Regions from separate parts of the Homo sapiens genome. Here region 1 is linked to region 2. The links are chromatin loops, found by intact Hi-C in ENCODE. Cell type or tissue: sigmoid colon. All regions are shown on one strand.

Region 1 (5,000 bases), 660 kb before region 2:
CCCTCCCCTGGCCTGCCAACATCACTTCCTCCTGTTTTCTGTCTTTGAACATAGTTGTGTGAGGATTTGATGCTCAAAGCTGCTGTAGCCTTTTTGAAACCATGAGAAGAGGCCAGGCGCCGTGGCTCACGCCTGTAATCTCAGCACTTTGGGAGGCCGAGGTGGGCGGATCACGAGGTCGGGAAATCGAGACCATCCTGGCCAACATGGTGAAACCCCGGCTCTACTAAAAATACAAAAATTAGCTGGACCTGGTGGCGTATGACTGTAATCCTAGCTACTCGCGAGGCTGAGGCAGGAGAATCACTTGAACCAGGGAGTCAGAGGTTGCAGTGAGCCAGGATTTCACCACTCACTGCACTCCAGCCTGGCCACAGAGACAGACTCTGTCTCAAACAAACAAACAACAAAAAAAACAAACATGAGAAGAAGGGGCCAGTGTTTGCAAGGATGCACACCTTGAGCCCTGATAGCATGCAGGTACTGAACTAAAACCAGAATCCTCTTCCCACCCAGATAAAATCCCCCGGGCTTAGGCCCTTTCAGCCAGGAATTGTTTCACAGCCAAAAGCATTCCTGTTGGACACACTGCACACCTGGTTCTTCCACTGCCTGGCTCTTGCACCAGGATAGGTCGCTAAGCATCAGACGCTCATCTATGGCATAAGCATGCTAAGAGAGGCCAATCCTATCAGCTTTATTTAAGCACAGAGTTCCCGAGAGGGCCAATCAGTTGTTACAGAGGGGAAACCTCAAAACTTCTTTTATGTACCTAACCTTTAAAACACATATGGCCGCCTGTAGCTCACAATCTAAAAAGAAAATCATCAAGCCTTCCCACCTGATTATTTGTTATTGTCCATAACTCTGGGGAAAAATACCACTGTATTTGGGCTTTTTATTGATTTTTGCACATTTCTTCAACTAGAAAATCTGGAGGCAAATGTGTGTCAATGCTCGAAGGCCTCTTAAATATGTGAAGAGAAGAGAACATGTTTTGTGAGATGTTTTCTATCCAGGATTTGTAAAGCCACAGAGGAGGAGTATGAGTCTGAAAGAGGAGGGTAGAGGAAGGACAGAGGAGGAGGGAGAGGGGAAAAGAGAAATAATGCTTTAGCAAATTTATTTTAAAATAACACTCTTATGTTTATCTGCACTTTATACTTAAGTTGTGTTGAAAGGCAAAACCCTGTTGCCCTAAAGAGACTCCCAAGAGGCTGACTTTGAGCTGGCATCATAAGAGCCAGTTTGGAACCCACTCCACCAAGGCTGCTATGAGTTGAAGATGACAGGCTTGAAATCCTCTTCCCGGGGCAGGAGGAAAGAGCTGCACAGGCCATGTAGCACGCAGGCTAAGTGTGCATTCAGAACACTAGTAATCAGAATAAGAATCACAGTTAAAGGAAAAATGTTCCAGCCCCTAGGAACATATATAGAATTCTGTACACAGAATATGTGGGAAAAAATACTTTCAGCACACATGATATTGCTTTTATTAGTTAACAAAATAAATTATCCTTCTGGAATTGCATATGGGAGAGGCAACATGATTTGATGAGTGTTTAGGGACTTTGAGTCTTAATCCAGCCCATAGAATTGTTGTTTGAATGTGAGCCTCGCTCCATATTTACCAGCCTTGTTTATATAAGGCAGGGGTCAGCCACTAACAGATTCTACATGCAGAGTCTATGTTGCAGGTCATCTTACACAGAACTGGTGTTGAGAACAGAAAGCAAGAGAAACAGCCTCATGAAGCGTGCTGCCTTATCTTGCAACTTATTTTGATGATTTAGACCTCGTGTGTTTTTCCTTATTTTGATCCAGGTGAATAAATCAGCATTAAAAAGTGACAAAAAAACACTTCTTACAGCTTCATGGATTTCTCTTTTATTCTCCTTTCTTCTTACTGCTTCTCTTTCCCACCTATGCCACACCAACAGCATCCTCCGTGATAGCACCTCTATCTTTGCAAAACAACTGGTAGATCCTCTCCACTTACAGTTTTTGATTTGTATAACCCTCGGATGAATTCAGCCAACTGCAAAAATAAAAGCAGCCGAACAAACAACAGCAAAGCCAAAGCAAAACAAAACAAAAAGAACCTTATAAAAGCGCTGCTGTTGAGCACACTGAGAACAACTTGGAGCTTGACATCGCCACTTGGGGGCGCCCTGGGAGCTCAGAAATGCAAGCTCCGTCCAGCCCCGGGAGCCCGGGCTGACTCAGGGCAGCCCCTTCCTTCTGACTACACGGTTTCTGTATTCAACTAACCACACGGGAAATGAGACTGCCTTTTAGAAGACTTTTGTTTCCTATGAAAAGGAAGACTGCTGCGCTATAAATGTTTTAAATGCTCTCCGAAATATTAAAATCAAGTCAGTAAATGAACCATAACTCTGTCTTCTCATTTATTGAAGAGTCAGATATTCCAGGAGGAAGGGGAGGGCAGAAAATGAAACTAATTTCCGTTTATCATGGAGGATGGACAGATCAGATAGATGAGTTTGTGTGCAAATAATTCAGTGATTCAGAAGGGATTCTGGATCACTTTTCACTGGGCCATTGGTGGGTGGGACACAACACTGGCTGAGAGATAGTGATGACACTGAGTTAAAAAACAAGCATTACTGGGCCCAGATTGCCTTATTCCACCTATCATGGAATAAAAAAGAAATCCAGAAAAAAGAAAGAGGCTATGCTGTGATGGCTGACAGACTCTGAGGAAATTGCAAATACACTGAGGACCTTGGAGAGCAGCCTCAGATGATCACTTCTGCACCTGTCTTCTTGGAGAACAGGAATTTTCTGATCTTTGAAAAACTACAGATTCATCGTCCAAGAAAACCCAGCTAATTTGTTTTCAATCAGTTTCAAAAAGGCATATTTTCCTGTAAACTGGCAATGTACCTGGGAAGCTAGGACATCAAGAGATCCACCGGGCACCTCCAGATGAACTCTGAATTTATTCGTAAACTCTCATCCCATGAAGGGTTTTACTGAAGAATAATAAAAGATTCTACTTTGGGGTAGCTTTATAACCATACGTTTCACATGCATTGTCTTATAAGGGAAAAGTCCTGGGGTAAAAGTAGGAGAGAGTTTGGGTTCAAACCCAGGTCTGAGTGCTGCATCTTGCAGGAAAATTCCCAGTAATCTTTGTCCACTGACTTCTGTCATTTCATTGACTCATTCACTGGAAACACATTCCAGGATGTTGTGAAATTAAATTTCCAGATGGCACAACCATAGGCTTACTTTAAAGCCCAGCTCACACACCACCTCCTGGCTTTTGAGGTCTTCCATGATTCTTTAAGGAGTTACTACTAGCCTTGCCAAGTCCTCATAACATCTGCATGTGCCTGCCTTATAAAACACACCACTCTTTACCTTGTGCTATTCATCCATCTATTCATATGACACACATCAATGAACATCTGCCATGACTGGCCAAGTCCTATTTTCCCCATTATATGTTCCCTAAGAAGATCTATGTCTGATTACGGTTCATGCAAAAACTGTCATCTACAGGGTAGGAGTTCATTCGAATAAAGTTCACTTAAGACACACTTATCTACAAACAGTCTTCAGAGAGGTGATCGGATGGAAGATATTAACATGATTCTGGAGTCTGCTAGGAGCTGCTCTGACTGGTGGCTACTGAGATACCAGTGACGGGAAGGTGCTACATCGTTAACAACAGTGCCTTTCAAAAATGATGAACTATAATCTACTGGTAGGTCATATTTAAAATCTGTTATAAAATCAGCACGTGATTTTTTTTTAAAATTGAAAAATCTGCCATGCTGTGTTTTTCAACTGCATGTGGGGTGGGCTCCTTCCAGACAGACAGGCTGTACTGCTGGATACCTCCCTGTATCTCCCCAGTAGAGGACAGACTCCTTGAGAGGAGGGACTACTTCCATCTCCTTTGCTGTTCATAACCAGTGTTTGTCACGGTGCCTGGAACACTCGAGATGGGCAACAAGTATTTGTCAAACTAATGAATGAGGCTATGACAACAAAAGTAACAAAATCATGGTAGGCAAGTCTGTGTTTCTATTATATGTAAGAACTGCTGAAATCAGTTTAGAGAATCTTTCTCTGAATGTATCATTATATGTTTTATGTGTGGGGGATTTATTAGCTTCTAACATCTTAGATTCCCAAGGTGAGTATGAAAAGAGAAATCACTGTCATATCAATGAAGCAAGACATCTAGATATATGTGTTATCAAGTTAGGTTGTTGCCATAGGACTCCAACGGTGATTTATTAAGGAAAGGTACTCAGTGCACCAGGGCTGGGTGGCCACAGTGCCCTCCATTACCTCCTAGCAGCTTTCAAGGGTGAAGAGAGCTTCCATCAAGAGGAAGCTTAACAGGGTGAATAGGGAAAGGGCTTTCATTTGGGATTTTTCCTACATTTTAGTGGTATAGCCATTTATATCTAAGAGGCTAATGAAAACACATCCTAGAGAAACTAATACTGCAAAATGACACTTGGGATAGATAGGAAAACCTCTTAGGGTGGTTTATGTATCAAAAATAGATTAATACCACTGATAAGAAGCCCACATAATTTTTCCACACTTTGAAATTAATTCATTTCTTATATATACCAGTGGTATTAAATGTTTTGATTATTCACTCATTTATTCGTCTATTAAGTAATTTGGATTAAGTGTTCTTTTTAATTACAGCATCAGTAATTTTTTAAAAACAACTCTATAAATATTTGCTCAAAGGGCTAACAGTGAACCCCTGAAAAATACATGTGACTGCAGGCTGGAGACTGTGGATAAGGCTGCCATGAGGTCCTGGGAAATGTCTATTAGAGTGCCAGGAGCAGCTGTGTTTCAGTGAACACTTCGGAATACCAATGGGGAAAGTAAATTCATAGAATATAAACCAACTGAACTCTTTTCTCCCATGTGCCTCGCAGGGTCAAAGCTGGCTCTCTCCTCTCTGGTTCCTGGGAAGGCCGTCTTCCTACCAAGCTCAA
Region 2 (5,000 bases):
TAAGAAAAATTCATGCAACAGTTACTGAGCATCTACTCTGTGCAAAGCTCTGTGTTCCCTGCTGGCCTAGCTGCCAGCCTCGCTGGAGAGAAGAAACAGGAAAAAAAAAATCATTCTACCACAATAGAAGAATGAAGAGTGCAATCATGATCATAATGGATGGGCAAACACATTCTGCAAGTTGTATTCTAATCTTCTGCAGCCCACACATGTACACAACGAGGCAGATTTTTACCCTTCTCCTTTCTAATTTGTCTAATATACTTTACATCAATATATCAACAAGAAAATAGTAAGACATACCAATATGTTCCTTTGCAAATATAATTATGTAATCATCTGGCAAACAAATAAACTCCTAGCTAATGCAAAGCTTGCTTTCAAACTATTTTTTTCTTTTTCTGCCCAGAGCAGGCTTACAAATAAATATTGAGTGTGCCAGGACATTGCTCAATTTTTCCTGTGCTAAACTTTTTAAGTGTAGCTGGGAAAGACAGTCTCCTTGCATTTACCTACTTGCCCAAAAGCAAAATGTTATTCATTGGCAGAGAAGAGGTTTCTCCATATTCATTGTATTCACCTGTCAGTAATTCACGTCTGGGTGAAATATCTCAAAATGCATTTTAAACCACTTAACTTTACCAGTTAGCACTTGTCTTCCTTAAGCTCACATTCAAAGCATTCTGCCCAATTATTGGGGCAGATATCAGAGACACACATTATAAACCTCTATGAGCCTGTATCCACCAGTCTCTCACTCCACAAGCCATGAGACATGAGGCACGATGGACAAAGGGCAACGTCGTCAAAGCTGAGAGATGCAATTTCTGCACAACACAATCATGTATTAGCCACGTGACCCTAGCCATCACTTAACCCCTCTACGGCTCAATTTTCTCATCTTGCAACTAAACCCTTAGAAAAGTACTATTTGCTCTGCCTACCTACAGGGCTGAGATTAACGTTCATTAAAATTTTACATGTATTAATAGGTGATTTCATGGAAGCATGTGCTCATAAAAATATCTATGTTCCTTAAAGTAGGCATTTGCATGAGTCTCTCAGAAAACAAAACTGCAAGCATCCCTGACTGAGCTGGTTTTCATGGGTGGTGATCCTATCCTTGGCTGCAGAGCTTATAGGCCATTCCTATATCAAATTATTTCAAAAATGTTTATTTGAGTGCTCTAGGTATCACATGATGAAAGGCATTGGGCATACCAAGATATTTCAGTGAGCTCACAGGACTTTGGAGGAGTTCGGAAAGTCATAATAGAGGGTAATAAAATGGCTTATAAGCAATTCCAACATTCCAGACACCTCCCCCCCACCATAAAATGAAGATATGAAGTTATTGAAATAGTCACAGTAGAGTAGAAAATGAAGCGGAGTCCAAAAGTTCGAGGTGCGTTTGGCGGTGCTTCTGACTTGGATGGAGTGACTCGATCAGTGGCCGCTAGAGAAAGAACAGATGAAGATTAAATAAAAATATAAGATTCATGTTTGGTGATGCAAACACATAAATTTTATTGTGTATGGAGAGGTTGCCAGGGTGTCTTCACCCAGAGGACACATCTCTGGAAAATCTTAGTCAAGTGTACGAGGAATTTGCAGAGTAGATTGAGCAAGAGCTGCTGGCTGGATGAAACATAAGATCTGCCTCCAAGATTCTTACAATCCAGCGTTGCAATGGTCTGAGGCCTGTCAGGGAGAATTTGGGAGGTTCAACAGCAAAGCAGCCACCCATATTACTGTCCTTCTGACAGGTCAGCAGGAGAGTCTCCTCTTGAACCATGAAGGCAGCTGTCCAGGGCATAAGTCTAGTTGACGGGCTCTCTAGCTGTTTTGTGTCCCTTGCTCAGACAACTGTTATTTTAACCCATTCCCCACCCGACCCCTTGGAGTTCCTTAGGCAAGTCTCTAAGAACCTCCACGTATGAAATTTACTTGACCCTAAGAAGTCTAAAACAGCAAAAGAATAAACCGTGTTTCTTATTTATAACCATTTTATCCCTTCAAAAACATATCCATAACTGCAGCCTAGCATTCAGGAGAATTAGATTTTATATCTGCGCATGATATTATGCACAGAGAGGTGAGGCTCAGACAGAAGAAATTATTTCTCAAGGACACCCAGCTAAGGTTGCAGGACTGATACGAAGACCTGGGCTCTGTGCCTTCAAATATACCATCTCCACAAGGGTCAGAAGCTTTATTAAATCATTCACTTGACAAACCTTCTTGGAAGCTGGACACACACCGGGTGCTGGAAGAAAGATGAAGAGGCAGTGGCCCTCATGAGTTCCTGATGGAACTCATTCGACAAAGCCATTGAACGTCAGATGTTTTCTGGTAAATCAGCCTGTTGAGGTAGATTTCCTCCTATGCCCGCCTGACAGGGGATCATGTGGTCTCTGCTAAAATTCTAGTGGACATGGGAATTCACTAGTGTTGGAGGTAACCTGTACATCAGAACTCTTCAAGAAACCCCTTATTTCATTTGTCTTTGTCTTGCTCTGTCTTCACACTTCCCACAGGGGCTTACCTCGGATCCTAGTTCCCTGGCCCTTTTCTTCCCCTTTTTTTGAAAATAATCTGGAATCCCAGGCTTCCCTTCCAGTTCCCACAGCGAGACCTTCTCACCTTGGGCAGCCAAGTTCGAGAGGCAGACAACACTGCCTCCTGGTGGCCAATGCGAGGCTCTACAGAAGGGCGAGCCTGTCCTTGCCAGTCTCTCTGTTATCAACCCAGAAAAAGGGAAAAAAGATATTACTCCCCGTTTTTTGGCAAGTAAAAGTGGAAGGAAGAAAAAACAAGAGCATAACAGAGACATCTGCAGCGTTTGGCCCTGGAATGCAGCATCCTTTTTCTGATCCTAACTTTCACTTGGTGACGCTGAGCTGCCCATCCCCCAGGAGGTGATTGCCTCCGACCCCTCCCCGCAGCACAGACCTTGTCTTCAGGAGAGTCTAGGGTCAGGAGCTTATGGATCCCTATTGAAGCCGTAATCCATTTGATTCACACCACAAGGGCTCCAGCACAGATAATTTTAAAAGTATTGTGGAAACAGGAGAAAAAATAATTAAAACGGAATTTCACTTTTTACTGGCAAGCCTCAAAGGTTATTAGAGACAGTCTAACATTTACTACCTAGCAACATGTCTCACGTCCACTTTTACCTGCTCCAAAATTAGCCCTTATCTTTTCCCCCGAGAAACTGTTCCCTTTCATTCCTCTCCTACCTTTTAAAACAAGCGAAATAACAACACCCGTTCTTCCTACTTCTTCCCTGCCTCCTCTAGGTCTCTACCTGCCCCATCCTTTCTTCTTCTCGCTTCTTTATTCTGAACATATCTCCTCTCCCTATGTTCTTTCCTTCTTCTTCTTGCTGTAGTCCTGTTCATCTCTCTCCTTGTCCACCTGTTCTCATAAATGTCCAAAGCACCTGCATGGGGCTGGCAGATTCTTTTTTCAGTGCAGGGAGGAGAAGGAGCCACCCCCACCCCGAAATGTCAGACCCCTTTTCTGGGCTAGTAAAGGCGCAGGGCTGAGAACGCTGATAGCTGAGATGTTGGGTTAAGCCACATGCACTCCGGTAGCTCTCGGTTGCCTCTCTTGGTCTCATATATGTTTGTGGTCAAAGGAATATACTGGGAATCCACCCCCGCCCCCCACCAGCCACCATCACCACCACAAGACTTACAAACGGAATTTGAAACCATTTTGTGGGAATGGCTGTTTAGAGACCAAAAGAAAAGACAGAGAGTCTTCTGAAGGTTTTCAGACTCTGGCTGTAAACTAATGCTAATTCTCAGATAAGCTAAAAATAATGTCCCCACAGGCGGGCTTCTGGAAGCCAGGCCACAGATCTTCTCAGCTTGACTCTATATTACAGTGAGCCCCGTGGAATAATAGGCACAATTTGTGTTTATTTCCCCAGCCCCAGAACATGTATTGAAAGTAGGTTATGTTTAATAACTGGTGGGATCCCTACATTGAACTGTGGAGTGAAGACTATCATGGTAGAAAAAGCCAAGCGACAGCCCCTAGAACCACATCGTCTCCGCCAAAATAATAAAGCAAAAGCAATACTGCATGTCTGGGGGCACTTTAGGGATCAATGCTAGCACAACCTGTAGGGTAAGAATAATTGCACATGCCCATCCGCCTTACCTGTTTATATGATGCAAAGACCAGCTGAACCTTGGGGAATGACTGTAGTTATTCCCCAAGATTACTTGGGGTTACTGCACACATAATTAGGTGGTGATATCTATGTAGCTGTGGCTCCATGTGTGGCATCTTTACTGAAACAAATCAGCATGGCCCTGCCACCCCGGATGCAGCTGTGGACTTGGTGTATAATGTTTCTGCACTTTTATCAGGAAAGATTCTCGGAAACCGTTCGCCCTCATGTGGCAGGAGCATCAGTACACCTTCACGATCTCATCTCATGGTTATACTAACTCTCTTGTTTTGATCATAAGACAAATAAGAGAGAACTGGAATATCTTAACATCCCACAGGCATCCCAGTATGTCAATAATATTTTGCTAAATGAATCTGATAAGAGGAAGGAGCAGGTGTCAAAGAAGGTGACAGATAAAGTTCACTAATATTTGGGAGTCTGCCACAGTGATAAAGTTTTCCAGAGAGCCAGTGGTCTCAGATATATTAGAATATCTCCTCTGAAGTGAGAGATATGTTGTAACACTTTGTAGCATTGATGTCAAAAAAGTACATAACCCTTGATAGACTATGCATTTTGAAGGACACATACAGGATATTTCAGCATGCTTCTATATTATAATTATTGGCTAACCTCCAAGATTGCCAGTGTGGAAAGTGGAGGGAATAAAGAGAAAGAAGGTTCAGGAAGTAGTTCAAGCTGTCTTGTTCCTTAGGGCTTGTGCTTCAACACATACAATAGCATTTCCTGTGTGTAAGACGGATAAGATATTCTATAGAGACGTTGACACATCACTGCATAGATCCCCTGG

Evidence for each region. Hi-C counts contacts between places; a loop is a spot of excess contacts. Peaks named below come from ENCODE experiments on the same cell type or tissue, not always from the same donor. Only the 100,000 strongest peaks of a DNase experiment are listed, where the experiment ranks them.
Region 1: a loop joins it to region 2, with 23 times the contacts of the local background. A loop is called at or near these places in 2 of 110 quality-filtered maps.

The regions. Positions count from the first base shown.
Region 1 is chr7:154,037,167-154,042,166 of GRCh38, reverse strand. It overlaps a transcript of DPP6 not described here. Among named protein-coding and RNA genes, the nearest start is that of DPP6, 13 kb to the left of the region's middle. In sigmoid colon, no CTCF peak of the experiment used is centred here; a DNase peak (open chromatin) is centred at 2,158.
Region 2 is chr7:153,379,427-153,384,426 of GRCh38, reverse strand. No RefSeq gene overlaps it. Among named protein-coding and RNA genes, the nearest start is that of LINC01287, 30 kb to the left of the region's middle. In sigmoid colon, a CTCF peak has its summit at 2,715 (motif pointing left); DNase peaks (open chromatin) are centred at 1,656 and 2,666; H3K4me3 peaks cover 416 bases.